2 separate regions of the Homo sapiens genome follow, and region 1 is linked to region 2. Evidence: chromatin loops called from intact Hi-C (ENCODE). Cell type or tissue: heart left ventricle. All regions are shown on one strand. Links, peaks and the distances in the headings refer to the core of each region. The heading gives the core; the rest is flanking DNA. Region 1 overlaps KALRN (kalirin RhoGEF kinase). Region 2 holds the start of LOC124906276 (a long non-coding RNA gene).

Evidence for each region. A loop is a pair of places that touch in the nucleus more often than their neighbours do. Peaks named below come from ENCODE experiments on the same cell type or tissue, not always from the same donor. Only the 100,000 strongest peaks of a DNase experiment are listed, where the experiment ranks them.
Region 1: it touches region 2 in a loop (8-fold over the local background); 2 of 110 quality-filtered maps call a loop at or near these places.

The regions. Positions count from the first base shown.
Region 1 is chr3:124,622,011-124,637,089 of GRCh38, forward strand. KALRN (kalirin RhoGEF kinase) reads left to right here. Exons shown (of 60, transcript NM_001388419.1): 35 at 10,410-10,693; 36 at 11,842-11,943. It also overlaps the pseudogene MEMO1P6. Among named protein-coding and RNA genes, the nearest start is that of UMPS, 100 kb to the right of the region's middle. RefSeq lists an enhancer at 12,810-13,311. In heart left ventricle, for the core only: no CTCF peak of the experiment used is centred there; no DNase peak of the experiment used is centred there; H3K27ac peaks cover 353 bases.
Region 2 is chr3:124,693,156-124,708,234 of GRCh38, forward strand. It overlaps KALRN (kalirin RhoGEF kinase), which reads left to right. Exons shown (of 60, transcript NM_001388419.1): 52 at 649-676; 53 at 1,177-1,348; 54 at 2,979-3,100; 55 at 4,438-4,569; 56 at 6,714-6,878; 57 at 8,883-8,961. LOC124906276 (a long non-coding RNA gene) reads right to left here and starts at 7,868. Exons shown (of 3, transcript XR_007096039.1): 1 at 7,694-7,868; 2 at 6,761-6,998; 3 at 4,796-5,438. In heart left ventricle, for the core only: no CTCF peak of the experiment used is centred there; no DNase peak of the experiment used is centred there; H3K27ac peaks cover 707 bases.

The sequences.
Region 1 (15,079 bases), core at 2,656-10,655, 73 kb before region 2:
GATATTTCTATAATTTTTATATTAGCAAATTATTTCTGGAAAGCAAAGAAAATAGGAATGTTTGAGTATATAATATCTTCAGACAGATGTATTGAAGTACATTGGCCTTATACAACTCAAGCCATATGAAAGCAATATGAATGAGTTTGCAATTATTCCCATGCCATTGGAGCTAAAGCAAAAGAACAGAAGGTCAAAGGACCCCTCTGTAAATTGTTAGTGGATATTAGAAATCTTTGTGGTTTCTTCTGATTTCAGCCATTGGAGTCAAAGTTTCCAATTCAGTATTACGATTAACACCAGGTGGACATTTATAGACCTATTGACCATCTAGATAAAACAGGTATGGTTTATATGGAGCAACTGGACCCCATTGTCTTTTAACAATCACATGATGCATTATATAGAAGACATGCCTTTGGGGTGTGCTTGAATACCATCACTGAACTCCAGAAGAATGGATTGAAACCGAGTTTTTTCATTTTTGAGTTGTACTACTCAAGCCAATGTAGAAAATAGTGAGCCAGCCTCATAAGTAATATATTTGTGATGCCCGCAATCCATGGAAGCCTCGGATGCCACCTGCACATATGCTTGCTCTCTAGGGTCCCAGCCTACCCCTTGCAAAGACACTGCTACTGGTCTTTGGGGACACTAAGCTCCTAACACTATTAGAATTATCTTCTTTTTCTGTCTGGGAATTGTAGTCCTTCTCTACTTCCAAATCGCCTTGGGGTCAGTAGAAACAAGGCTAAGTCAGTATTTTGTGATTAGAAAAGTAATGGGTGACAGTCCTGTGGATGCAACAATAAAGTATTCGCCAGAGCCTATGTTTGCACTCTTTGATGACTTGTGTACAGTGTGTTCTGATTTCAGAATCGTTTGGCAAATTTTACACTAAACCAGAAAGGGGAGTAGCATTTTTTTTAGGTGTAACATTGAAGTAAGTATGAGTTGAAACTTTAGAAACAAGAAATTAAATTTCTAAATTAGTTATATCAGATATAATAAATTTCTGGTATATTCAGTTCCTACCGATGTCTATACAGGTTTCTTTCTTTTCTTTTTTTCTTTCTTTGTCTCTCTCTTTTTTATTCTCTTTCTTCCTTTCTTTTTTGTCTCTTTCTTTCTTTCCTTTTCTTTTCTTTGCTTTGCTTTTTTCTTTCATTCTGCTATGTTGCCCAGGCTGGTCTCAAACTCCTGGGCTCAAGCAATCCTCCTGCCTCGGATTGCTGGGATTACAATCCCAAAGTGCTGGGATTACAGGTGTGAGCCGGTGCGCCTGGCCTATGCAGGTACCTTTTATTTGGTTACTAATTGTATTAGTCAGAGTTCTCTAGAGGGACAACAGAACTAATAGGAGATATATATATATATATATTTATTTATACACACACACACACACACACACACACACAAAAGGGAGTTTATTAACTCACATGATCGCAAGGTCCCACAATAGGTTGTCTACAAGCTGAGAAGCAAGGAGAGCCAGTCCAAGTCCCAAAACTGAAGAACGTGGAGTCCAATATTTGAGGATAGGAAGCATCCAGCACTGGAGAAAGATGTAAGCTGGGAGGCTAGGCCTGTCTAGTCTTTTCACGTTTTATCTGCCTGCTTTATATTCTAACTGCGCTGGCAGCTGATTAGATGGTGCCCACCCAGAGTAAGGGTGGGTCTGCCTTCCCCAGCCCACTGACTCAAATGTTAACACCCTCACAGACACACCCAGGATCAATACTTTGCATCCTTCAATCCAATCAGGTTGATACTCAATATTAACCATCACACTAATGAAAGGCTACCTAAGTAGAAGAAGGACAATGTTTGACACAGACAATGGACTGGTTAGGATATGTTCAGTGCACAAGCTCTCCTAGGCTTTATTCTGATTTTTGTCTTCAGTTGAAGCAGGTAGCACTTATGTGTGTTGCATGGAAACATGCTAAAACAGTCGCCGTCTATCTGAGGTTTCACTTTCCACAGTTTCAGTTACCCACAGTCAACTGAGGTCTGAAAATATTAAATGAAAAATTTCAGAAATAAACAGTTCATAAGTTATAAATTGCACACTGTTCTGAGTAGTGTGATGAAATGTCACACCATCCTACTCCGTCCTGCCCAGGATGTGAATCTGAATCATTCCTTTGTCCAGCATCTCCATGCTGTATATGCTACCTGCCCATTAGTCACTTAGTAGCTGCCTCAGTTATCGGATCAATTGTCCTGGCATTGCAGTGCTTGCGTTCAAGTTACCCGTATTTTACTAAATGATGGCTCCCAAAGCGCAAGAGTAGTGATGCTGGCATATTGTTATTGTTGTCCAATTTCATTATTAGTTGTTGTTGTTAATCTCTTAAGGCCTAATTTATAAATTAAACTTTATCATAGGTACACATGTATAGAAAAAAACATATATAGGGTTTGATACCATCTGTAGTTTCAGGCATCCACTGGGGATCTTGGACTGCATCCCTTCCCTCATGGATAAGGGGGAGATTACTGTACTGTGATTAAAATACCTGAAATCATGGAGTTGTTGCCCCAAGGCTTAGGCTAATAACATCAACGTGCTTATTCTAACCCCCAAGATGGTATCTGAGACCATAATCTCAACAGTTGTTCAATTACCTCCTCATAGAGTCCTTCAGAGGCTCCCATTCTGAGGGATACCCCTGTAGATAGATAGAAGGAGGCAGGTGTCATCTTCAGGGAATAACCTGTGCTGCTTAAACTTCCAAATGGTGAGGGAGGGGGAAAATTGCCTGATAGCCAAAGGATGAGGCTACCTTATTCTAGGAAGAGATTGCAGGCATTGGTCTTAGGAGTGGTTAAAGAGCTATCATTACTTACTGGAGATAGGGAGAATCTATTACCAGGTGGCAACTGGTAGTATTAGGTTTTTCTTTTGCTTTCATGAGACACAGAACTTTGAAGCTAAAACTTTTGACGCTTAACATATCGAGACTAGCCTGTAGAAGAACACACAGATAGAATGAATGAATACACAGAAAAAAGTCAGTCATGGAATTAGGGGAGGTTTTTATGGTTTTATTAATTTTTATTTAACAAATGCTTCTCTGGGTCTAGACATTGTTCTAAACACTTTTCAAATATTAACTTCTTAATCCTAGGAGCAACCTTATGAGATAGGTTCTAATATTCCCTACTGATGAGGAAACCAAGATACAGAGATACAGAAACCAAGGTAACCTGCCCAGAGTCATAACAGTGCCCAGTGGTGGAGCCAGACAGTTCCACCTGGAGATTTATGCTTTAGAGTAAAAGCAGTGCTGTTCAGTGTGTGACCACAGACAGCCAAGGTCTTTGAACTAAGTCCAATCCACAGTGAGATGAGCCCAGAAAATGAGTGTTTTGACAGTTCCACAACATCCAAGAGTGTGATGTATTTCATAAAAGTATTGGTCTGGCCAGGTATGATGGCTCATGCCTGTAATCCTAGCGCTTTGAAGGCTGAGGCAGGAGGATCCCTTGAGCTCAGGAGTTCGAAACCAGCCCGGACAACATCATGAGACCCCATCTCTATCTTCTTCCAAAAAAAAAAAAGTACTGGTCCAAAATAGATTGGAAACAAGTAAAACTGATTCTTTACCACAGACAGTTTGGGAAGCACTGCCTAGAAGAATTCTCACACTCATGCAAATGGATTTGTACAATTATATATCTATTTATCTCTATATCCCCATATGCCCAAATGTTCATTAGGAAAATATATTACAAAATTATGATGTAGCCTATGAAAGAATATTATTCAACAATTAACATGAGGCTGGGCACGGTGGCTCACACCTATAATCCCAGCACTTTGGGAGGCTGAGGTGGCCAGATCACCTGAGGTCAGGAGTTTGAGACCAGCCTGGCCAATGTGGTGAAACACCATCTCTACTAAAAATACAAAAATTAGCAGGGTGTGGTGGTGCATGCCTGTAATCCCAGCTACACCAGAGGTTGAGGCAGGAGAATCATTTGAACTTGGGAGGCAGAGGTTGCAGTGAGCTGAGATCGCGCCATTGCACACCAGCTTAGGCAACAGAGTAAGACTCTGTCTCAAAGAAAAAAAAAATTAACATGAATGAACTAGATCTACATGTATGAACATGAATAAATCTCAAATAATTTTGAATAAATGAAGTTGCAAAGTAATACCTACATTATGATAATTATATAAACTATAAAACACAAAATAATACTATATTCACATAAAAGTAAATGTTTAACAACATGGATAAGAAAGATGCACACTAGCTTCAGAAGAGAATTTAACTTTGATGAGGGCAATTAGAGAGTAGGATTGCAACTGGGCAACATAAAAGGCTTCAACTATATCTGTAATCTTTTATTTTTAAAAAACTTGGAGTAAATATGGAAAAATGTTTACACTATATCTAGGTGATGAGTACATAGATGTCAATTTTTTTCTATATTTTTCTGTATTTTAAAACTATTTCATGATAAAATTCGCTTCAGAAAATTTTTTTTAATTATAGAAAGCCAACTGTACATACCAGAACATTAGGGGCTCTTTATTATTTGCAGTGTCCAGGGATCCATTTGTCTTCCCATTTACTTAATGCCAGTCATTGGTCTTTGGGCAGTTTCTAAAGCTTCTTTGCTAAAGAGGAAGCATTGGTTCAGAGCCCTAGAATAGGCCTAGGGATGCCTAGATGCTGGTACTAGTTTTGTTACTGATTTGTGACAAGTGGTTTTCCACATATAAACCTTTAAGCAACTTGATGCTCCCTTCTATAATAATGGTAAAGATGAAAGGAACACATGGAATGAACTTGGATGTAGAGATAAGATTAAATACATGTGTGGTGGAGTCAGATCTGGGTTTAAGTCTTGCCTTTGCCAGTCACTATGAGCCTCAGTTTCCTAAAACAGTCTCATTTTCTGTTTCCTAAGGTGGGAATCCTAATAAATAACACCTGCCTGGACTTGGGATGATTTGACGAGAGAACGATATTATTGTTGTAGTTATTCCAAATCTGTCACTTAGCTGTTTTATCTAGAAAGATAGTAAAATAAGTTCTCTAGCAGCTAATGGCAGCCATTTTCCAAAAAAGATGGGATGAGCATAACATGCCAATCCCTCTGAAGAAGCGATTAACTAAGTAGATGTTTCTAATCTAAATGATGCCACATTCCTTTATAACCAGACATTTAAAGTGTCTTGGAAATGGTCTTATCCCAAGTCAGGACACCCACTAGGTGATGAATTACATTGCTTCCAGCTCTGAGATTCCCATAACTTGGGCCATGGTTGCATGGCTCCAGTTGCTTGCATGGAACAAACTTGAAACAACAAAATAGAGATTACTTTTGGTTTTTAATTTGTACTTTATACTCTTGCCATTAATTTTCACAGAAAGCAAAGAAGCAGAAGTAAATGACAACAGGGGAAGAGGAATGGTCATTCAAAATGTGCATTTGTGAATCTCAAAACCAGGCCATGATGTACCATGGAACAGAAATCTTAGGCAGTCATCTGTCTCGCCTGGTAACGCAAGGCACAGTTAATGTGGCCGGACTTCTAGTTCTGCTGACACGACATGTGCTGATAATAAGTCTTGAAGGCTTGGATTCAGTAGAGCCACATGGCATCACAGGGGTCTAGTGAATGAAAAGCTTCTGCAAACTTATCAGCAGAAAGATAGCAGAGAGGCCCTGCTTCTATTACCAGTGTTCTGAAGATGTTTATCACCCAGCCTTCTGAGAACAGTAGTTTGACCCATACCAAACACTTCAGAAACAATGTCAACACACCCAAGACCACAGCCAGCAAGGAATTTTCTGAGATAAGATTACAGCTTTTTCCTTAAAGAGATGCCAACCAAGTTAGTCGAGCTCCTAATATTCCCTGAGTATAGCAACGCTGTGAGTTATCCTTCATACCAGAGAATTTTAGAAGCTCAATTTTTATGCTTCCAAATACAAATATTCTGCTGCTGTTTTCCAAGTTATGCACAAAACTCAAGCAATATCCAAGAAAGTTCCAGCAGGGTCAAGGCTCAGAAAGCCTGAGATTTGTGCCCATGAGACCAGCCAGTTGTAGCCACCGGAGACAGCTGTCTATTGGCAAAAGCATCCATTCACCTTTCCTTCCATCCTCCCTCCCTCCCTCCCTCCCTTCCTTCCTTCCCTCCCTCCCTCCTTCATTCCCTCCCTCCCCCCCTCCTTCCTTCCCTCCCTCCCTCCTTCCTTCCCTCCCTCCCTTCTTCTTTCCTTCCCTCCTTCCCTCCTTCCTTCCTTCCCTCCCTCCCTCCTTCATTCCCTCCCTCCCCCCTCCTTCCTTCCCTCCCTCCCTCCTTCCTTCCCTCCCTCCCTTCTTCTTTCCTTCCCTCCTTCCCTCCTTCCTTCCTTCCTTCCCTCCCTCCCTCCTTCACTCCCTCCTTCCTTCCCTCCCTCCCTTCCTCCTCCTTTCCCCTCCTTCCCTTCCTTCCCTTCCTTCCCTTCCCTCCCTTCCCTTCCTTCCCTTCCTTCCCTTCCTTTCCTTCCTTCCTTCCTTTCTTTCCTTTTCTTTCTTTTCTTTTCTTTTCATTTCTTTTCTTCTCATTTCTTTTCTTCTTTCTCTTGCTCTGTTGACCAGGCTAAAGTGCAGTGGTGTGATCTCAGCTTACTGCAACCTCTGCCTCCTAGGCTCAAACTGTTCTCATGCCTCAGCCTCCCAAGTAGCTAGGATTTTAGTCATGTGCCACCACACCTGGCTAATTTTTTTTTTTTTTTTTTTTTTTTTTTTGTAGAGACGGAGTCTTGCCATGATGGCCAGGCTGGTCCTAAACTCCTGGCCTCAAGTGATCTGGCCACTTCTGCCTCCCAAAATGCTGGGATTACATGCATGAGCCACCATGCCCAGCCATATCCTTTCACCCTATTTCAGGATTTTATTTCTTCTCTATTGGCTGCATGTAGGCCAGAGGGCCTCCCAGGTAGATTAGACCTCTAGTCTAGGTCTAGGGCAAAGTCATTATAGGAAAAGGTGACTCAGTCTTCGAGTAGGTATGAAAAGCCACTGTAATAATTTGTTTAAATACCTAGTCCTGTGTTTGATTTAAATATCAGTATGCAAACCGGCACTGTCAGGGGGCCTATGTGCGGGTGAGGTAGAGCTGGTCAGGTATTCTCCCAAGATCATGGTGATGATGAGAAGCATCAGCATACACAGAGACAACTCACCTTTGATTTGTTCAGATGCTAATGGTATCACTTCTTGCTTTGAAGTGTCTCACGTTCATTTCTTTATATTCCCTGTGCACAGCCCTAGTGTGGTTTTCTGGGCTCTAATTCCTCCTTCGCAGGGCTGTGCTGTATATAGTTGCCAAGATTCGTTAAAAACAAAGCAGTAACAACAACAACAAAAAAAACTCTTTTTATCATGTCATTTCCCAGTAGTCTCATAATAAAGTTTATACTCCTCTGGTTTATTATTGAATGTCCTCACAAATTTTTCTATCCAGGTTCTCTTTCTCCACTAATCTTTATTTCATCCAAAGGATCTATTACTGGCTGTTAACTTATTTTTCATTTTTCCTGCCTCTGTGCTTTTGTTCCTGCTGTTTCTCCCTTTTGGAATTCCTTCACCCTTCTATTCAGATACAGCTCTTCCATTAAATCTTTTCAGATCAATCCCGCCTACACTGATCTCACCCTCCTCTGAACTCTGCTTACTTGTCAGCTAAAGTCCATACCAGCCCTCTGGCAATTAATCACATACAGCCTTGTGAATTTATCTTTATTTTGCATGCTTAATCTTGCTTTTTCATTTTTTCTCTCTCTCTCTCTGTCTCTCTCTCTCTCTGCTTCTCTCTATTGTGTATGGATATCTATGTATAGCTAGGTAAGAGGTCTGCGAAAATAAAAATCTGTCTTATATATCTTTATAATACATGACCTAATCAGTGCTCCATGACATAATTATTACTTAGGAATTTTCACTGAGGATCTTGATTTGCATGCTGATGCTCCTGTGCAACTTTCGAATGCCCAGCTTTCTCAATACTGGTAGAAACAAGCACTGAGAACTAGGAAGACATCTGAAGTGGACTTAAAGGGCTTTCTTTTGAATAACTCAAAACTATTCTCTAAAGCCAAGGTAGGTAGATGCTAATGCTGATCTCCTCCGAGTTTAATGAGTATTCAGAAATCAAGGATTTAGGGAAAATTAAATAAAGTTTGCTCAATGTGGTTTTCCTGCATGCCCACATCTGCCACATGCCTGTTCTAGCCTCTCTATTCTTCCATGGCAGCGTGGCTTTCCCTGGACTTGCTCTTCCTCAAACCTCATCCCTAACCCCATATTCAGAGGGAGCCTAGAGAACTGGGCGGGTGTAGACATGAAAGGCCCAGTAGTGTTTGTTTGTTTGTTTGTTTGTTTGTTTGTTTTGAGATGGAGTCTCCCTCTGTCACCCAGGCTGGAGTGCAGTGGTGCGATCTTGGCTCACTGCAACCTCCGCCTCCTGGGTTCAAGTGATTCTCCTGCCTCAGCCTCCTGGGTAGCTGGGATTGCAGGCATGAGGCACCACACCCGGCTCCAGTAGTGTAGTTTAGTGCTCAAGTCTGGCTGTCTGCAGTTCAGATTTCACCTTGCCCCTATGAGCTGTATGTCCTTAAGCAAGTTAACTCTTTAAGTCTGCAGTTTCTTCTTCTGTAAAATGAGGATAATGACAGAACCTACCTCATAGAGTTATACGGAGAATGAAATGATAGTCCACATAAAATGTTTAGGCTATTGCAAGCATATACGATTGAAAATAGTCAATATATGGCATACAGCTTACAAACAATATGCTGAGATTTAAAAAACAAAACAAAACAAAACAAACTCTTGTTCTCCAATCACTGTGCCTTTAAAACAGTACAAGAATTCTCTATACTCTGTCTTGTTTCTCACACCCATGCTCTTGCATCCTCTCTAATTAGGCCATGGCCCCCTCCATTCCACTACAGCTGCTTTTTTCAAAGTCACCAATGATCTCCATGTTGCTCAGTTTTAAGACTTAATTCTTAGGTCAACTCTCCTGACCTATCAGGCAGCATTTGACACGCCGATTTCTCCCTTTGTAAGACATTTTCCACGTGCAGCCTCCAGAACACCCCACCCTCCTGGTTTTACTCCTACCTCACTGGCTACTTTCTTGTCCTCTCGTCTTCCTGCTTCTGGCTTAGTCTTTGGACTTTGTCTTTATCCATACCCATGCCTCTCGCTGATCTCACCCAGCTTCATGGCTTCCAACCCCATCTCTCCTCTGACAACTCTGCAATTATCTCCAGCTCACCAGCACTTTCTCCCCTGAGCTCCAGACTTGAAGGCAAGCTGCTATTCAATTTCTCCACTCAGGTATCTAATGGGCATCTCAAAGATGTCTAAACCTAAACTCCTATATTTCCTCCCTGAGTCCTGTTCCTCCTATATTCTTCCACATCTCAGGAACCCCATCCTAACCTCAGACCCAAAACCTGAGATACCCTTGACTCTTTTTTCATATCCCATACACACATAGTCTGTCAGCAATTCATATTGGCCCTTCCAGCAAAACATCTCCAGAATCTGATCACTTCTAACAACCACTAGGACCACCCTACTTCTAAACCACCAACATCCCTCACCTGGAATAGTGCAGTGGCCTCCCAACCAGTTTCCCTATTTCCACTTGCCCTCAATATAGAAACCAGAATGACCTTTAAAAATATAAGCCAGATTGAATCACTCTGGCTCAGAATCTTCCAGTGGGTTTTCACTCCAGGTAAAAGCCAGAGGCATAGCACTGGCTTACCACATGCTTGTTGACCCAGCTCCCAGTAGCTTTTCTGACTTCCTTTCTTACTGATCCCCCCGGCTTACTCCACCAAGGCCACCCCAGGCCTTGCCTTGGGACCTTTGTGTTTGCTCTTCCGCCCAGAAGGCCCTTCGCCAGATGGCGTCACCACCACTAGGCCTTGGCTCACATGTCATGTCATGAGACTGGCCCTGATCACCTCTTCAATCTGCACCCCCTTTTCCAACCCCAGCACTCCCTAATCCCTTCCCGTACTTTGTGTTTTGATGTAGCACTTCTCACCACCTGTCATACTTTTCATTTTGCTTATTTTATTTTTATAGTCTATTATATGTGTTTCCCACCAGAATGTAAACTCCGCGAAGGCAGGAGTTTCTGTCTTCTGCCCACTCCTGTATCCATAGTACCGGGAATGGTGCTTCATACTTTAAAAATTGAGTGAGCGTTTGCCTTTCTTACTGTTGTTGAGAGGGTTCTCTGGACTGGGGTCTACAGCTGGCCTGGACATTCTGCCTTGTGTCCTAGCTTCCTGAGGATGGAGCTGTCTCAGTCCCAGGTTTGCGGCCTGCCTTCACCACCTCTGACATGGCTGTGTCTGTCCGTTTTCCTCAGATGCATACTCTCATTCCTCAAGCGAGAATGGAGGCAAGTCCGAGTCCGTGGCCAACCTGCAGGCCCAGCCCTCCCTGAACTCCATCCACAGTTCCCCGGGTCCCAAGCGCTCCACCAACACTCTTAAGAAGTGGCTGACGAGTCCTGTGCGTCGGCTTAACAGCGGGAAGGCAGATGGAAACATCAAAAAGCAGAAGAAAGTTCGCGATGGTCGGAAGAGCTTTGACCTGGGATCTCCCAAGCCTGGGGATGAAACAACCCCTCAGGGAGACAGCGCTGATGAGGTACTTACAGGGGGCCCTGGAGTTGTCCATCAGGAGGGCCTTCTGACATGTCTCCTTCCTCAGGTTTTGTCAACTAGGCCATCTCAAATCTCCATTAGTGTGTTACCTTGAGCCTAAGTGATTTGGATTCTTTTTATTCTTAAGACATTGGCCAGTTTGATTTGTGGCTGATTCAGAAGCTGACTAGCCCCTAAGACTTCCAGCAGACAGAAACCATTTGCCAGATTTGGAGATAGGACCTGGGCCTGAGGGGAGTCATTTGGTCATTAGTTCCCTACCTCTACTAAGGACTACATTAAAACCAGCTAGACCTGTTTAGATTTAGAATAAAAGAATGAAGATTGTTTCATTTTGAAAACAGGACTGTGCTGGGAGATTGTAGCTGTTTTCAAGTCTCTTGAGCAGTGCCACACATCAAAAGGAATAGATCATCCAGAGTTACTCCAGATAACTATGATGAACAGATGAAGATTACAATAGGCAGGGTTTCCGCTCAAAGAAAAAGTTTAATCTAGGAGTCAGTCAGTGATTAAATGGGCCTTCATGAAAACTAATGAACGCCCATACTGGAAGGTTTGAGAGACTGTAGCCAAAGTTAGGCTGGATGAAGCTGAGATTCTGTAACCAAAAGACAGTGGATATGTTTTGGTTGGGGAAATGAGATACCTGTTTTATTTGGCACACAATCCTGCTCTAATCACTGATGTGGCTAAGAAATTCTTTGTGATGTGTAACTGGACCCCCTCTTGTTGTGATTTTATGCTACCTGCCATTTCTCCCTCTGGAAATGGCAGCTAAGCCTGGCGGCATTTGGGCTATGGTTTCATAGCCCTACAAAAATGTAAAAGTTAGGCTCTCTCTGACTACTTCCAGCTTTTTCTTTTCTTGCTAATCGATAAGATAGATAGTTTCTGGTTTTGCTTCTTTTTGGGGGTGTGTGTGTGTGTGTGTGTGTTCCCCACTGGTGCTCACTCTCATTTGAAATAAGCAGGTGTATCCATGTATCAAAAGAGGAAATTGCGACTGAACAGTTAAGAGTGAGTTGAGAGAGGAACTCTCCTCCTATGTATTATTTTTGTTAATGTCAAGTCCAGAACCACTGGCATGTTTGTGACACAGTAACTAATGCTGCTCTTTTGTTCTAGAAGAGCAAGAAAGGTTGGGGTGAAGATGAGCCGGATGAAGAGTCACACACACCCCTCCCACCACCTATGAAGATTTTTGACAACGACCCTACACAGGATGAAATGGTAGAACTTCTTTACTTGCTCACTTAAAAGAGCAACGTGCCGTGCGTGATTTTGTTTTTTGTGTGTGATGGGGGTAGTCATACTCTTTCTCCCATGTTATCTCGTCGTCCACATGAATCCATGTTGATACCAATTGTGTCTCTATTTGGTAGGTGTCCCTTCCCCAACCCTGGAGGTCCAACTTCATTCTAGGCAGTGGAGGGGGTGTGTGCAGAATTCTCAAAGTGGGAATCTGCCTGGTGTCTTGTCCTGTTGATAAAGGGTAATGGCTCTGTCTTTGGAAGCAGCACATCCTAAAAGGAGCAATTCCAGGTAGTTCCAGTCCACAACCATTTTGTCGTACCTGACTGTACAACCTGCATGTTAGTTGTTTTCCCTATAGTCAACTCTAAACTCTAACTAATGGTAGCTACCAGTCAAGCCCAGTGTTGGTCAAATTTTGCAATGACGGTATGAGGAATGAAGATGCTGCTAAGGGGAAGTTATTGTCAAAGGTGGGCAAACTTAATATGCGAAATTGCCTGACTTTGCTTTGCAAGATTCCCCGGCCCGCTGGCATGCATAGGCTCACTGGTATTTGAAATATCGATGCCCCCTGTGTCTCCAGTCACCCGGTGATCATCCCAGTTGTTCTGGAGCAGAAGCGTAGGTTAGACGTGCTTCCAGGTACTGACCCGAGGCTTGGGGCAGCTTTATGTTCTCCCTCACTTGTCACTCAGTCTCCTTGCAGCTCTGCTTTCACATCACCTTTTTTTTTCTGCCTTAAGTGTTGCTGATTCTCTTAGACTCTGGACGTGGAAGCGGCAGGTTTGGGTTTTGACTGTATGGCACTTTCCATTTGCTTTTTCAAGTGCTGTTTTGTTGCAGTGGTGGTAGTGGATGTGGCAGCTTGTCTACCTGTCCCTCCAGGCTCTCCTGTGCTCTCTAGTGCTCTGCCCTGTAGTGGGACAGCCTCCTGCGGGTGTGTCCTTTCTGGTGACATCTCAGTTCTTATTTTAATTCTCTCTGCTTTGCATTTGAATTGTTAACCCACAGACATTAACTGAAGTCTTCCTCTGTGCTAGGCCGGAAGGACAAAGTCTAGGGACTCTGAGATGTGGCAGCTGCCCCCATGATGTGACTCACCTAGTCGTGGCCCCTCCTAGGTGATGTTGGTGGCCCTGTCTTCAGGGCCAGCTCTTTGACTCTGGATTATTGGGAAGAGACATAGTAGGAAGGCTGGTGTTATACCATCCTGGGTTCCTGAGACAGAAGTGCTGGTGCTTCACCTTGAGATGGAAATGAGACCTGCCTACTTGTAATGTATTTTATAAACAGCGATCATGGCCTAAGGAGTAGGGTGCCCATGTCTCACACAGCCCTCTGTGCAAGGGCCCCACTTGCATAAGGTCACCACCTTCTCTCTCTAATTCCCTCAAACACAGCTTGTTTACAGAAATGGATGTTACATTGTTTCTGGATAATTTTTAACCCAGAATTCTGACTTACCTTTATTTGTGTAGCCTTTTCCTTATGCAGAAATGGGGCAGATGGCAACAGTCTCCTTTCAGATACATGAACTCTCCTTATTCCTGCTTGTTTGATTTCTGTATGTTTTTTATAAATGTTTGGGAGTGGGATGAACTTCAGAGCATCTAGCAAATGGAGTTGGATGTATTAAAACAATTTTTACAACACTGTCAAAGGAATTTTTAAAAGTTCACCGTTGTAATATTGTGCAATTGTCTTCTCCTTGTTTCCTTCTAATCTTTTTCTTATGTGTGTACGTTTTACTTTTACAATTATAATATGCATATGTTGTGTCCAATGTTTTATTTACTACCATTTCCTAAAATTGCATGAATTTTTTTCTTCCTAGCTGTAATTTTAATAGCTGGAGAAAATTTTGCTTATTTGCTGTTCCATAATGTGTTTGATCAGCCTGTTGGGGACATCCTAACAGGGTGTTTCCATTGTTTGCTACTATGGCTAATACTACTACATACAGATCACTGTGTATATACAGCATTTGTTCTTTTGACTTCTGTCCTTGGAATAAATTCCCAGGAGTAGGATTACTAGATTAAAAAGAGGATAGCTTGATTTTCCACATGGACGTAAGCTTTTTCCTGCAGTCCCCAAGAGAGGAAAAAGAATATTGTTATATCTTCCTTAATTATAATTATTTTCCTCCCATCTCAGAAGCAAAGACTTAATAAAGTAACTTAGATTAGATGAGAAGCTTCATTTTTGAAACTTTCTCTCTAACCCAAGGGGCAAACTTGAAGGAGCCTATGTCCTGGCCTTGGGAACACCACTGCCCCCTGCTCTGATAAGCTGGAAGTAAAAGCACACACAAACGGTGCAGGGTTAACTATTTCTCCCCCAGTTTCTTCTCAGGTAGAAGAAGGAAGAAAAAGCCAAACAAAAAACCACCATCCTTCAGTGAGCAGGAAGCCCCAAACCATTGACCACACAAACAACCACATGGACAACTCCTCACTGCTGGTGCAGGGGAAAAGGGACACAGGGAGGTCCTGGAGTCGTCTCTCTTTACTATGAACAGGGTAGTTCCTAGCTGCTTCAGGACTCCTGCTAAAGCCTTTTATTACTTCCTAGTGTTCCAGTTCAGGGGCCTTACCAGAGCCAGCTATGCTTTGTGGAGGGGTAAGGGTGTATGTGTGTCAGGGGCAGAGCGGGAGAGGAAGACAGAGGGAGAGAATATAGGAAGGGAGTATCTAGCTTGCTGGTCTCTAAGGGTCCTGCCCCTAGCATTTTTGCTGGACACATAATAAAGATCTATATCTAAGGCTGTAGTAAAGCAAGGACTGTTTCCCTTTTTTGGACACACTCAAGGCTGGGTTTGTTGAATCCTTCACACCCCAAAACAGCAACGGGCAGCTGTGTAGTGGCCAAAGTCTCGTTTGCCCACAGAGCAGTAGCCCCCGCCCTCCAAGCTGTTGCTGTCAGTAGGTACAACACTAGTCTGTAGGCCTCCCAGGAAGTCAGTGATTTCTCCTCTCCCCTCCTTCATAGGCTTGCCTAAGGATAGCCTAGTACCATCCATTTGCTGCTGGCTAGAATTCCTAATAAGGGGTTGGGCAGGCCTGTATGTATTACACCCACACTCTTCTCCCTCTGTCACCTCTTCCGTCTA
Region 2 (15,079 bases), core at 4,190-12,189:
TCAGTGGCTTCAAGTTGCCCCATGCAGGCCTGGGCTATAGGAGATCATGCTTGAGAAAGAAGAGACAGACGACTTCTCTTATTCCCCTTCATCCAGAGAAGCTCTGTTGTTTAGCTGCTTGAAGAGTCGTTTCCCCTGCGTGGGGATGAGTAAAGGGTAAAGGGAGGACATTTGGAAGGAATCCACTGTATTAGTGAATTTCAATGACCCTTCCAGTTTGATAGGTCTCAGGTCCTCTATTTTTGAGTTTATGATGCTAGGAAGAATCAGTGCCACCACACTGCTTGTGTGCATAATGACCAAGAGAGTGGGTTTTCTGCCTGTGAAGGGAAGAAAAGCAACTGAGAAGAGGGAGGACAGAAAGACCTCTGCTAGCAGAGCTCCAAGTTACAATAAACCTGCCTGGGGCCGCACGCTGCCAGGCAGGAATGTGAACAACTGAATTAGACAGAGTAAACCAAGTGCCAATTGTTGCTAAAGAGAGGTTTTACTAATGTGACAGTAATACAGTCACAACACAGTGGGAAGTTGGGCTCCAGGCCTCATCTCCCTAAATTGTACTTTCTTTTTACTCAATACGGTGAAGTCCCTTGTTCTCTTTTAGTAGTTTAGGATTCAAGCAATTTTCTGTGTCTTTTTGTTTTTCAGATCTTAAATCCAAATTTCATCCAAGAAGGTGAGTTAAAAAGCATTAGAATTGGAAACATGGGGATTGGTTAAATAAATTATAGTTAATCCAGCACTAAAGCACTGGCTGTAAGCAATGGTGATATAGTTCTGTATCAATGGACAAGGAAAGAGGTTTATGATAAATTATTAGATGAAAAAGACTAAAGCTTGCGATATGTATAATGGGATCCAAGTTTTATAAGAAGTCTGTTTATATAAAGCCCAAAAGGGTATATACCAGAATGCCTACAGTAATTATCTCTGGATTATGACATTATGGAGCTTTTCTTTCTTTCTGTTTATATTTCCTATTTTTTTCTATAATAAACAGTTATCTCTTTTAAACACTTTTTAAAGAGACCCAGATGACTCACCAGTGTTATACTGAAGGTTATTTGAATCATTACATGACATGGGTGGGAAATGAGAGAGGTGTGTTAAAACAAAATGGCCATTTTATTCTAAATTTGCTCTGAATGATGTTAATGTATGTTGATTTGATCACAGTGGCCCCAGAATTCCTTGTGCCCTTGGTGGATGTGACCTGCTTGCTTGGGGACACAGTGATACTGCAGTGCAAAGTCTGTGGGCGGCCAAAGCCCACCATCACTTGGAAGGGTCCAGACCAGAACATCCTTGACACTGATAACAGCTCAGCCACATACACGGTCTCCTCTTGGTAAGCCGATTGCCCTAACATCAGCAACAGCAGCCCCTTGCTTGACACAGCACTGAGAGGCTGAATCTGGGGTGCAACTTCTGCTCTGGTGACTGGGCTCTGCAAGAGAATAGCTGCCCTGGAGCCTGTTCTTGGGCAAACACTTGGACTTGATTAGAGAGAGACTGAGGAGACTCAAGTGTTAGTCAGAGCCTCTGCCACTCACGCTGCAGCCTGATGGACACCTGCAGCAGCACCAGCACACATTTCCCACGGTGCTCAGCACCACGTAGACATACCTGGGATCAACAGAATGGTTTGTAAAGACTGTGCTCCAGACCCACATTAAACAAATAGGGAAAAACATAAACCTTTATATCTCAAGTCAAGCATGCACCATACTTATGAAGAGTTTTTACAGTCACTGCCTTACATTCACCCTGGTAGATGATCTTTCCCTACAGATCCCCAAGTGAATCTCTAAGTCAGAAGATTTAGACTTCTGATTTAAGTGGCGAAGGCTCCAGACCTGTAGTAAAAATGTAATCCTCACATCTGGACATCCTGACATTTTTTGTGCCTTTCAGGTTGCTGTGAAACAGTGAGATGTTTAATTCCTCACCTAAGAACAGTGTTATTAGAAAAAGAAACGACTAATTCTAAAATGTGCAATAGAAAATCAAGCCGCAAGGATGCTTCTACACACAGAGTCCATTTAACAAAACTTAGCTGACTGCCTCCCAATCATTGTGTCAGCATTTATTGTTACTAACTATGAATTGGACTGTGTACTGTTGCTTACAGTGGACAAGTGGTAGCAAGCCCTAGATGCTTGAGAAACATTAGTGGAAGAAGCACCTAGAATCAAGAAACTTTCATTCATTGACTTAATTTGTGTGTATGGGAAAAAGAAGAAGACCATCATTCCTTGGTATTCCCAGCAGAGACCATAAAGAGGCCAGGTCATAAAATATCAGTGGGTCCAAGAAGCCTAGTGTGAGACGCAGTGGTTGGTGAGGATCATGAAAAGCGCCAGGGGATATCATAACCCTAGGGAAGGGGCAGAGCTGACTGTGACTTCTGTATTTCAGAGCAGTTCTCCCCTGGGGATATTCCTGGACCTTGTATTGGGGTGAATGGGGAAGTTATCATTTAGGTGATGGAATTTACTCTTTCTTAGAAATTCACTTAATTATTTTGAGGATCCCACATCTAGAATTTGAAATACTTAAAATATTTTTATTCTTGAGTCTTTCCTTTTTTTTTTTCCATCATTCATTATCGATCTGTGAAACTGAAAATATTCTAGGACAAAGTTGCTAGTGGTAATAATACTAATAATACTATGAGCCAGAACTTGCATACAACTTTATATATTTCAAACAATGCTCTAATTCTTATGTCATTTTATTCCTTATTTTATCCCTCATGTACAACAAACTTGAGAGATGGGCATGGCCAGAAAATTTTTTTCCATATAAGGAACTGGGGATGTAGAGAAACAGGGTGGTAGGTAGCTCACAGACCAGGGACTGACCTCGGGCCTGAGGACTCTCAGCTCAGCACACCATGGGCCAACCCTATGGGATTTTACCCAGCAGTCAAGTGTCTCATTACTGGAGTCTGAAGAGCATCCTTTTGGTGTCCCTAGTGATTCTGGAGAAATCACCCTGAAGATCTGTAATCTGATGCCCCAAGACAGTGGGATTTATACCTGCATAGCAACAAATGACCACGGGACCACATCAACGTCTGCAACAGTCAAAGTGCAAGGTACAGCCTCTTTGTTAGTCAAACCTTTTGAAATATATATATATTTTTAGACAGGTTCTTGCTCTGCTGCCCAGGCATGATCTCTGTTCATGGCAGCCTTGACCTCCCAGGCTCAAGCACTCCAACCACCTCAGCCTCCCGATTAGCTGGACATGCACCACCATGCCTCGCTAATTTTTTTTGCATTTTTTGTAGAGATGGGATTTTGCTGTGTTTTCTACAATACTTTTTAAAACATTTATTTTTTAAATTTCAGTAAAACACACAATAAAATTTACCATCTTAACCATTTTTTAAAAAATTCAAATAGAGACAGGGTCTCGCTATGTTGCCCAGGCTGGTCTCAAACTCCAAGGCTAACGCAATCCTCCCGTCTTGGCCTCCCAAAGTGCTGGGATTGCAGGCATGAGCCACTGTGCCCATCCCATCTGAACCATCTTAAATGTACAGCTTAAAAATAAATAAATAAGTGTACAGTTCAGTGGCATTAAGTACATCCACATTTTTGGGTTACCATCACCACCATCCATCCACAGAACTTTTTCATCTTCCCATCTTTCTGAAACTGCATCTGTACCTGTTGAACAATGACTCCCCATTCCCTCCTCCCCAGTGCTTCTTGGCCACCACTGCTCTACTTTCTGTCTCTATCAATTTGTGTTACTCAAACTTTATTTTTTCTTGAGACAGGGTCTTGCTCTGTCGCTCAGGCTGGAGTGCAGTAGCATGACACCACTCACTGCAGCCTCAACCTCCCAGGCTCAAGCTATCCTCCCACCTCAGCCTTCCAACTAGCTAGGACTATAGGCATGTGCCACCATGCCCAGCTCATTTTTTAAACTTTTTGTAGTGATGGAGCCTCGAACTCCTGGGCTCAAGTGATCCTCCTGCCTTGGCATCCCAAAGTGCTAGGATTATAGGCGTCAGCCAGCACACCTGGCACTACGTTTTAAGTGAACATTATAAGGGCTCCCTGCGACCTGGGGGAGAAAATGTCCATTGTAAAAATTCAAAAATAAAGTTCTGGCAAATGAGACGAGAACGAATCTTTGCTAAGAGCTGTCTGTGGCCTACCATAAACCTACCATCAACATGTTAGTTCCCTGGCCAAGCTTTATCTTCAGGGTGCAGTATTTAGCCCAAGGAAGAACTTCAGACAGCATGGTGTGTCTCCCACATCTGCCTTGGGCCTGGAGAAAGGTATGCCACTTGGTGGAGAAGGTCACAGGAAAAAATTGTGACATCGGTTAGGTAATGTTTCCTAGATGACTTATACCTTGGTGTAAAATGCCAAGTTCTGCAGAAATAGCACCTGATCCTGATTTCTGTCTCCATAGGTGTTCCAGCAGCCCCTAACCGCCCCATTGCCCAGGAGAGAAGCTGCACCTCCGTGATTCTCCGCTGGCTGCCCCCCTCCAGCACAGGAAACTGCACTATTTCTGGTTACACTGTGGAGTACAGAGAGGAAGGTGCACTATCTCCTGCTCTTCTTTTTCTTTTCTCTTCTTTTAAAACATTTATTTTTAAAATTGCAGTAAAACACACATAATAAAATTTACCATGCTAACCATTTTTTCAAAAATTTGAATAGAGACAGGCTATTGCTATATTGCCCAGGCTGGTCTCAAACGCCAGGGCTAACGTGATCCTCCCACCTTGGCCTCCCAAAGTGCTGGGATTACAGGCATGAGCCACTTTTATTTTCCTTTATTTTTATTGTTTATTTTTTTTGAGACAGGGTTTGGCTCCATCAACCCAGGCTGGAGTGCAGTGGTGCAATGTGGGCTCACTGCAGCCTCCACCTCCTGGGCTCAAGCCAACCTCCCACCTCAGCCTCCTGAGTAGCTGGGACTAAAGCGCACACCACCACACCCGGCTAATTTTTGTATTTTTAGTAGAGACAGGGTCTCACTATGCTGCCCAGGCTGCTGGCTGCTGTGAAACTCCTGAGCGCAAACAGTCCACTTGCCTCAGCCTCCGGAAGTGCTGGGATTACAGGCGTAAGCCACCGCGCCCGGCCTCCTGCTCTTGTTTTTCTGTCTTCTCTTCGTCTCTAGGAGGTCCTTCAGAATTGTGAACATATTAGCCTCCTCATCTTTCAGAAGTTGTTCCTTGTTGTGTCTTCCAACTCAGCACAGAGGCCTCAGTGCCAGATTACAGCTGCCTTCTGATCCCAGATGTCGAGCAGCTGTTTTGGCTAAGATGATCCAAACCTCCCTGACATATTTATGACCCAGGGCAGGTTTCAAGGTGTCTTCATGCATGTATCCCTACTTAACATGCTCGATCACCCAGACAGGGATGATCAATCCCATTTTACAGAGTGGGAGGCTGAGGCCTAAAGAAAGTTAAGAAACACAAGATTATAGTTAGTGAGAGGCAGAGCTAGCACTAGAACCCAGATGTCTACTTGGATAATTTGTGATCTTTCTCCCAGAGAAATAACTAGTGTAGTACGGGTGGAGTTCTACACCCCCTATCCCCAGATAAAATTAAGAGAATATATATTTTTTAATTGTGCCGTTTAAAATTGTGCAATTTAAACTGTTAAAATTTGTTACATTTACATGCTAAAAGTGAATATATTTCTTCAGCAGTTAGAAACAACTGAGACTTCCATCTAGTTAGCAAGAATTAGTTAAAATAAGAAGCTGCCAGATAGCTCTAATTGTTAATAACACAACTACAGTTATTCACAGTAATAACACAATTACTCTGAATAACATTAGGAATTACACAATTGAACTGAAAGCAAGTGCTTGCTACCCTATCCCCCGAACCAAAACCATTTGTTTTATTCTACTTTCCATTATGCTTATTATTTTAACTCTTCTTTCTCCTTCTTTCTTATTAAACAGGCCCTATGCAGTTATAAACCCATTTATTTCTGCATCCTTCTTAAGCTGTTCACTCTTGTGTCTCCCAGGTTAGCACAAAAGTATTAATAGTGAGCTGGGAGACACATTTTACAAAGTTCATGTTTACCTTAGCATTATCCAGTTCATAGTTCAGCTCATTAACTAAGTTCTCTTGGGCAAATTGTTCAATATTTCTGAGGCTCAGTTTCTACATCTGTAAAGTAAGATTAGCGGTCTCTACCTCACTGGGTTTCTGTGGATTTAAGACAGAATTAACTTTCTGTCTTAAATCTCATTTAACTATGAGAGAATTATGTTGAAAACACCTTCCACAGTATTTTACGTGTACGTAGTGTTCAATACATGTTACTTTCCATTTTGTTTCCATTTCCAAATGCATATTTTCTCTCATGTTATTAACTAAAAATATACTCTTCTGGCCTTATTAAAAGTTTGCCATGTGTCCCCTGTAAATTCTGTATTATCTATGTCTTTTTACTCTGGCACTTGCACATTTGAAAGTGAACAGAATCTATAGGCCAGCTTCTTCCACGCCTCTCACCATTTATTCCGTCATTTAGGAAACCGAATCCAAACTACCATAGTTAGCCTACAGGCTTTCAGAGCCTGACACGGTAACCACAAGCATCCCTTGAATTGAATGTGTCTATTTTCCTGTCTTTGTTTGCTGAAGGTCTTTGAAACAATATCCCTTTGGCTTTTCTCTTTCCCTCTCCTGGGAAACTGTACACTAGGTTCTCAGATCTGGCAGCAGTCAGTGGCTTCGACCTTGGACACTTACCTCGTCATCGAAGACCTTAGTCCCGGGTGTCCTTATCAGTTCAGAGTCAGTGCCAGTAACCCCTGGGGAATCAGCCTTCCCAGCGAGCCCTCGGAGTTTGTGCGACTTCCAGAATATGGTGAGTCCCAGCCCAGCCCTGGCCCCCCAGGCAGTGGGATTGAGGCACCTGGCTGCCTGTCACAGACTCCTGGGCACGTTGACATGTCAGGCCACCATGCAAGAGGCACCTTTTAGAGGACTAAGAAGAATGTTTCTGTAAAGTATAGCTCCAAGCATCTTGGGCAAATGTTAGGTCTGCACCCATGCCTACCCCTGCACCTGCCAAGTTCCCTGGGGAATGAGTATGTCCCCAGGAATGGAGAGTTACAGGCAGGAGTCATGAGTCCTGTGGATGTTCTCTGCCCCTCTTCTGAGACAGTAATACAAAGCCTCCTCCCACCCGGGCACCCCTGCCAGCCGTAAATGTACCTCCCTGCATGAGGGACTCACCCACTTCAAATGGGGGAAAGAAAAGCAACCTGGCTGAAGGACTTCATTACAACATGAGGATTTCATAGTTTCCTCACCCCCAATCATCCCAGAATTTCTTTTTTCAACATGGGTATAATTTTATGTAGATTTGTTGAAAAAGTAACTAAGATACACATATAGCTAGCTAAATATGAGTATTTTACAAATAAGGTTCTTATTTTGCCCAAAACATCTTCGTCCCAGGGACATTTTGAAAGAGAAAACTTGGCTATCCTAAAGAAATCTCCAAATGGTGAGATTTTGGGCAGTGCAAGGGAGTGGTCTGTGTGTACTGGGGAGAGCAGTGGGTGGGGGGCAGCTGACTGTACTCGAAAGACCATGGACCTGTGTGCCTTAGGGTTAAGGGAATTCTGGAGTCTCCAGAGGGGTTTGGGAAACCCTCTAAATCACCTCTGCCCCCACCTGAATCCAGAAATGCTCTCCAGTTCCAGTCCCACAGTCAGCCCGGTTTTCTCCCAGTGACTTTGACTTTGTTCCCACGAGCCTGTGACTCTTGCAGAAACCTACGCCCTGGGTCTCTGTTTCCTCAGAATTCAAGATGGATAAGCCGCCTTCAGTCTCAGCCAGGCTGTGCTCTGGGAAACCTGAGGGAACTGGCTCCAGGGTCAGCTGAGCCAAGCTGCTCATGTGACCCCTCTCCTCCCAGGCTGCTCACTTGCTCCAGCCCCGGATGATGCTGTGTGTTTTGCTATTTGTGAACCTTGGTCCCCAACAGATGACACAAATGCGTATTGCTGTGCTTGCTCTGTGTGCGTGTGTGTGTGCACGCGTGCGTGAATCATTGCCAAGGAATTGACACATCACACAAGGTAATACTGCCAAAGAATCTACTCAGGCATATATTGTGGGTTAAGCTAAATCCTTCAGTATACCAGATAAGCTCATTAATGCCTGAGAAGAGCGGGATAAGAAGATAATTTTTTCTTTTTCTTTCTTTCTTTCTTTTTTTTTTTTTTTTGGAGACAGGGTCTCGCTCTGTCTCCCAGGCTGGAGTGCAGTGGCGCGATCATAGCTCATTGCAGCCTCGACCTCCTGAGCTCAAGTGATCCTCCAACCTCAGCCTCCTGAGTAGCTGGGACTACAAGTGTACACCACCATACCTGGCTAGTTTTTGATTTTTTTGTAGAGACAGGGTCTTGCTATGTGGCTCAGGTTAGAAAGAGAAATTTCTAAAATGTCTTTTCCTTTTCTCCTTTCTTGACCTTGTAACTTTTCCCTTCTCTCTCTGCATCCTCCTTACACCCCTGATTTTCACGAGCTTTTCTAGGTCTTCAAAGTGTTCTTTTATCCCTTTTAAATTTTTCTCCTAAATTTATCTTATAAAATATCCATAAGTCATATTTCTGATTGTACTGCGTTTTCCCTTTGTTTAAGTAGATGGGAGAGAGAAGCTGACTCTGTCATGTCAGTTTCCCCTTGGATGATTTTTTAAAATAACATTCCAGAGAATCATGGCATTTTCCCACTGAGTCAGACTCCATATTTGGTCATGAGAATTGCTTTGGGGTTACTCTGGAGCTTTTCTGTTAATTTTTTCTTTATTCTTATATGACATCCTCGATATTGTAAATGGATTCTCTTTCTTCCGAAGATGCTGCTGCTGATGGTGCCACCATTTCTTGGAAGGAAAATTTTGACTCAGCTTACACTGAGCTGAATGAAATTGGAAGGTAATGACACAGTTTTATATTCCTTCATTCATGAACACCTAGCAACATCACATCAGAACAGTAACTTTTTGTTGTTGTCATTGTTTATTTCTTTTACAAATGCAATTCTCTCCATAGCAAGAAAAAAACTAAAATATTCGTTTGTATTTTCTACTGTTCTTTTTCTAACTTCTTAAGTTGGATGCTTCATTCATCAGTTGTCAACCTTTCTTCTTTTCTAATATAAGAAATTAAGGCCCAAAATTTTCTTCAAAGTACAATTTTAGCTATAGGTCCTGAGTTTTGATATGCAGTATTTTCCTTATAAGTTATATGTAGTTGTCTTCAACTGTGAATTTTTCTTTGACCTGGTTATAATGGAAACATGTTTTAATATATATGAGATTTTTAAAGGTATGAGTTTTTTTAAAGTATCTTTTTATTACTGATTTCTAACTTAATTTGCATTGTGGTCAGAAAATCTATATGGTACTGATTCCTTGGTTTTTGTTTGGACTTGCTTTATGAGTAGTACATGGTTACTTTTTGTAAAAATTTCCACATGTTCCTGGGAAGACTGTGCAATCACTAATTGTTGGATATACATCTCTATATTGCCCGTGTACCAAGCACATTAATTATTTTATGAGTATTTCTAATCCCAATCCTCCCCCTGCCACACACATACACTCCATACCTTTCTCTTTCTCTCTCTTTCTCACTTGCAGTATTTTGGTTAGAGAACATTTAGTGTGTCCTCAAAAATAAAACAGATAAAAATATGACTTTTAACAGAAAAATTAAAAATCTATCACCTGGCCCACAAAATAGTCTATGGGAAAGAAACAAAAGGCATTCATCCCTATGCATGCTTTGGTCTCCAGGTGGTCTGTGTGAGGGAATGTAGGTAGATCTTACAGGTTGCCCACCCGTAAGATCCTTCCCCCCGGATGTATAAATAAAAGAATACCCACTAACGATGGGCCATTGACATCATTTCTAGCTCTGATTAGCATTTCTCAGTGAAGCATAACATTTTTTAACTGACGTGGTTGTGACCGACGTTGTAGAGGAAACCAAAATGGTCCTTCTGCCTGTGTCTTAGGCAGGAGTCACAATATCATTCACTGCCTTCCGTTACAGCACCTTTCATCAAAAACAAACTCTACCTCTCCTTTCCTGTCTTCTTTGTGTAGCCAAACAGAAGAAAAAAAGCCAAGGAAATTTATGTAATGGTGATGATGATAATGATGATCTCAGTATCTATAGTATTCTAGATACTAAGCAGATACTATATACAAATGTTATTTTTGTTTGTTTGAGCTCTACTGCTTAATACACAAACATTATTTAATTTAATCCATACAACACTATGAGATACTGTTTGAGCAGATTTAAAAAAAAAAGATAGAGATCGGTTATTGCTATGTTGCCCAGGCTGGTCTTGAACTCCTGGGCTCAAGCAATCCTCCTACCTCAGCCTCCCAAAGTGCTGAGATTACAGGCCTGAGCCATTGCACCAGGCTGAGTATATTGTCTTTTTGTCTTCTTTTTTCTCTTTTTGAGACAGGGTCTGTCTCTGTCACCAGGGCTGGAATGCAGTGGCAGTATCATAGCTCACTGCACCCTCAATCTCCTAAGAAGCTATCCTCCCACGCTTGCGGGGAGGATGATCAGTCTTCCAAGTAGCTGGGACTACAGGTGCACACCACCATACCTGGCAAACTTTTAAAAGAATCTTTTGTTGTTGTTTTGTAGAGATGGAGTTCTCACTATGTTGCCCAGGCTGGTCTCAAATTCCTGGGCTCAAGCAATCCTCCTGCCTCAGTCTCCCAAAGTGTGGGATTACAGGTGTGAGCCACCCATCTCACCCAGCCTGAAGTATATTTTCAGTAAAGGAAACTCAGGGTCAGGGAGGTTAAGTAACTTTCTTAAAGCCCCACAACTAGGAGGTGTGGAGCCAGGATTCAAATTCTGGGCTACCCAACTCCAAGCCTGGTCTTGTTTTACTAGCATATATTGTTTCTCATCATATCGATTATTGTCCAAAATAAGCTCTAGTAACTGAAATCTAGTTTGCTTTATTATATTGAAATTTGTGAAGCTAAACATGACCCCCAATAATGGGCCGATTAAATCCCCAGCTAGTTCTAAATGAAATTGGTTTCATCACCCGGATGCCCCAGTTAATTCCTCCTGGAGGCATGTGTTTGCTATTATTAGCCATAGGTTAAGTCATGTTTTAGCTAAAACAGATGGCTGATTTGATATTTCTCAAAGGGAAGATCAATTTTCTTATCTGTTCAAAAGTAATCGATGTTTTTGTTTTAAAGTCTCTAACAGCCTGAAGCTTGTCCTCTCTCCTAAGAATAGTCCTTATATTTTCAGAAGATCTTTTCAAAATGTTGTACATTAACAGAATGGAAATAATACATGGAAATTCTTTTTTTTTCTTTTTTCTTTTTTCTTTGAGACAGGGACTCACTATGTTGCCCAGGCTTGAGTGCAGTGGCATGATCACTGCTCACTGCAGTTTCGACCTTCCAGGCTCAAGTGATCCTCCCACCTCAACCTCCCAAGTAGCTGGGACTACAGGCGTGAGCCATCACAGCCAGCTAATTTTTGCATTTTTTTTGTAGATACGGTATTTCACCATGTTGCCCAGGGTAATCTCAAACTCCTGAGCTCAAGCAATCCACCCACCTTGGCCTCCCAAAGTACTGGGATTACAGGCGTGAGCCACCCCACCAGGCCCAAATAATACATGGAGATGTTAATGTGAGACACAGGAAAGATATCTGTGCCAGGGCTGTAGAAGTCAATCGACTTGCTTCATCACACCTAAATCTGGAATTCTGGGCCTTTGTGACTATTCTGTTAAAAGGAGTGCTCTGGTAATTAAATACTATAAAAAGCCACAGTGCAGGAAGATTCTCTCCTACAGCACATCCATAGAAGGAAAGGGCACTTGAGTATGGCGTGTTTAACCAGGAATGAACTATACAGGCAACAATGCAGTATAGAGAAGGCAGGGGATTGTCACTGGAAATGCTGACCCATTGCCTATACCCATTGCTATATAAAAAGGTAGCAGTACCAGGCCTCCAGGTCAGATGGCAGGTTGAACACAGGCATCTATCTTCACTTCTTCCTAAACTTCATTGAAACTATAATGCAGGGTTTATTTTATTTTATTTTATTTTTTTAAGTAGGCATATAAGAATGAGGACATTGGAAGAAGAGACAAAAATAAAGTATTATTTTCACAGAAATACAGATGTTTTTCACAGAAATTCATGTTTTTCTTCTACAGAAAAACAGATGAAAGAATGATAAATGACCTTCAAGACCTGAGTGAGTCAGTCAGTCATGGGGTCAAATGAGGGCCAGTATAATTTTTGCAGCAGAATTACCCAAAAGCTCAGGTATTAGGAGCATCACGTACCTCTGGAAGTAGGTAAAAGGAGGATGCTAAAATTGAAAGGATTGGCTGAAATTTTTTGAGAAGTTGAGTCTCAGAAGGGAGTGAAAACTGATGTCTGTGTTCAGCCTGCCATCCTTACCTGGAGGCCTGGTCCTGCTACAATTTAGATTCTATACAGGCAACCAGTCAGCATTCCCAAGGGATAAGCTGGCTCCAAATCTGCTCCCCAGCTTCAAGTATCTGTGTGATTGTCTTTCTTCATCCAAGAAAAGACTGGTCCCTCCCTTCCTTCCTTCCTTCCTCCCTTCCTTCCTTCCTTCCTTCCTTCCTTCCCTCCCTCCCTTCCTTCCTCCCTCTTTCTCTCTCTCTCTTTCTTATTTCTTTGTTTCTTTTGTTGTCGTTGTTGTTTTAGGACAGGGTCTCACTCTGTCACCTAGGCTGGACTGCAGTGGCTCAATCATGGTTCACTGCATCCTTGACCTCCTGGGCTCAAGTGATCCTCTTAGCCTCCCAAGTAGCTGGGACTACAGACACACACCATTATGCCCAGCTAACTTTTTAATTTTTCATAGAGACAAGGTCTCCCTATGTTGCCCAGGTTGGTCTCGAATTCCCAGTTTCAAGCAGTCCTCCCGCCTTGGCCTCCCAAAGTGCTGGGATTGCAGGCATAATCCACCGTGCCTGGCCTGGAGTTTTATTTTCTGGAAAGGGAAAAATGGAGCATCCCTGCCCTTGGGGACACCAGGCACAGTTGAAGGCAGTGGAGCCATTCTGCAAACAGGGACAATATGAGAATGTATGCATGCTGGGTACTCAGAACCCCAGCTCTCTTATCCACTGGACCTCCAGAGGTTGACAGCCAGGGTTTCACCCTCTAGGCAGAAAGCAGAGGGCTCTTTCTCTGGGAACTCTAACCAGCCCAAAAGGAAAGACTTAAAGATACTGATTGTGGAGCTTTCCCAACTGAGCAGTCTTGTCAAATCACTCTGTAGTAAAGTAAAAGGTGACAGGCTTCACCCACAAGCTCAGAGCTTCTAAACATCTTTTTTCTTTTTCTTTTTTTTTTTTGAGACAGAGTCTCGCTCTGTCTCCCAGGCTGGAGTGCAGTGATGCAGTCTTGGCTCACTGCAACATCTACCTCCCAGGTTCAAGCGATTCTCCTGCCTCAGCCTCCCGAGCAGCTGGAATTACAGGTGCCTGCCACCATGCCCGGCTAATTTTTGTATTTTTAGTAAAGATGGGGTTTCTCCATGTTGGCCAGGCTGATCTCAAACTCTTGACCTCAGGTGATCCGCCTGCCTCAGCCTCCCAAAGTGCTGGGATTACAGGTGTGAGCCACCGTGCCCTGCCACCAAACACGTTTTTATTCCTGAACTTTCAAAATGAGCCAACTCCCAATGCCACCCAAGATAGAGTAAGCCCACTGTAGCCTTTATCTCCCACTGATTACAACCAGAATCCCTGGACAAGATACAAAAAGCAATACCTGGGTATCAAATTAAATAATAGAGATGAGAGTGGAAAGACAAAAGACTTGGGCTGGGTGTGGTGGCTCACGCCTGTAATCCCAGCACTTTGGGAGGCTGAGGCAGGAGGATCACTTGAGCCCAGGAGTCCAAGACCAGCCTGGGCAACATGGCGAGACTTCATCTCTACAAAAAATAAAAGAAAAAACTAGCTAGGCATGGTGGTGCACACCTGTAGTCCCAGCTACTTGGGAAGCTGAGGTGGGAGGATTGCTTGAGCCTGGGAGGTCGAGATCGCACCACTGCATTCCAGCCTGGGCAACAGAGCAAGAGCCTGTCTCAAAAAAATAAAAGGAAAGAAAGTAAAGTAAAAACTTGAAGAATGGCTAATGACAAGGAGAATAGCAGTTTCCTTCCTTCCTTCCTTCCTTCCTTCCTTCCTTCCTTCCTTCCTTCCTTCCCTCCTTCCTTCCTTCCCTCCTTCCTTCCCTTCTTCCTTCCTACCTTTTTTCTTCTTTCCTCTTTTCTCCTTTATCTCCCCAGCTTTGATACAAGTGTGGGCCAAATCAAAGAACTATGTAGCATGCACAAACAGCAAAAACTCCAAGAAAACCCCACATTTCTGGCCAAAGGACAAAGAAAAGGGAACCCTTTGAGCTGGAGAGAACAGAATAATTCATGCTTAATTGTTTTTTTGTGTCTCCTTACTGTCACTGCTTCACCCCGAGGGCAGTCATGTGAAACTGCATGACAATGCAGGAAGCTAAACCTCTGAGGGAATCCCATCTTTCTGGCCAGACAACTTCAAAAAGGGGCACTTGGGAGATAAAGAATGCAGGGGAAATCTCAGGAGAAAGCAAAAGAAGAAGATCTCCTAATTCTATATGAAATGACTCAAATCCTGGGCCACCTTCCAGCTGTGCTTGTATGAGGCACATCCAAAGAAATATAGCAAGGCTCTGAGAACTGGACTATGATGTAAACCACTGCTCAGTGACTGTTTAGTCTCAGACTAATCTTTGTGTGGTGCTCACAAGGGGCAGACCTAAAAGCATAGTAAACACTGAAAACTGAACTGACAATAGAACCACCTCCCACAGAAGGTGAGACAGAACTTGCAGTCTGAACCTAACCAAGTTGATTGCTGACCAAAACATACAAATAAACCAAAAATCAAACTCCTCCAGAGGATTTTAACAGAATCAGTCTCACAACATAACATTTGAAATGTTTGGGATACAATCTAAAT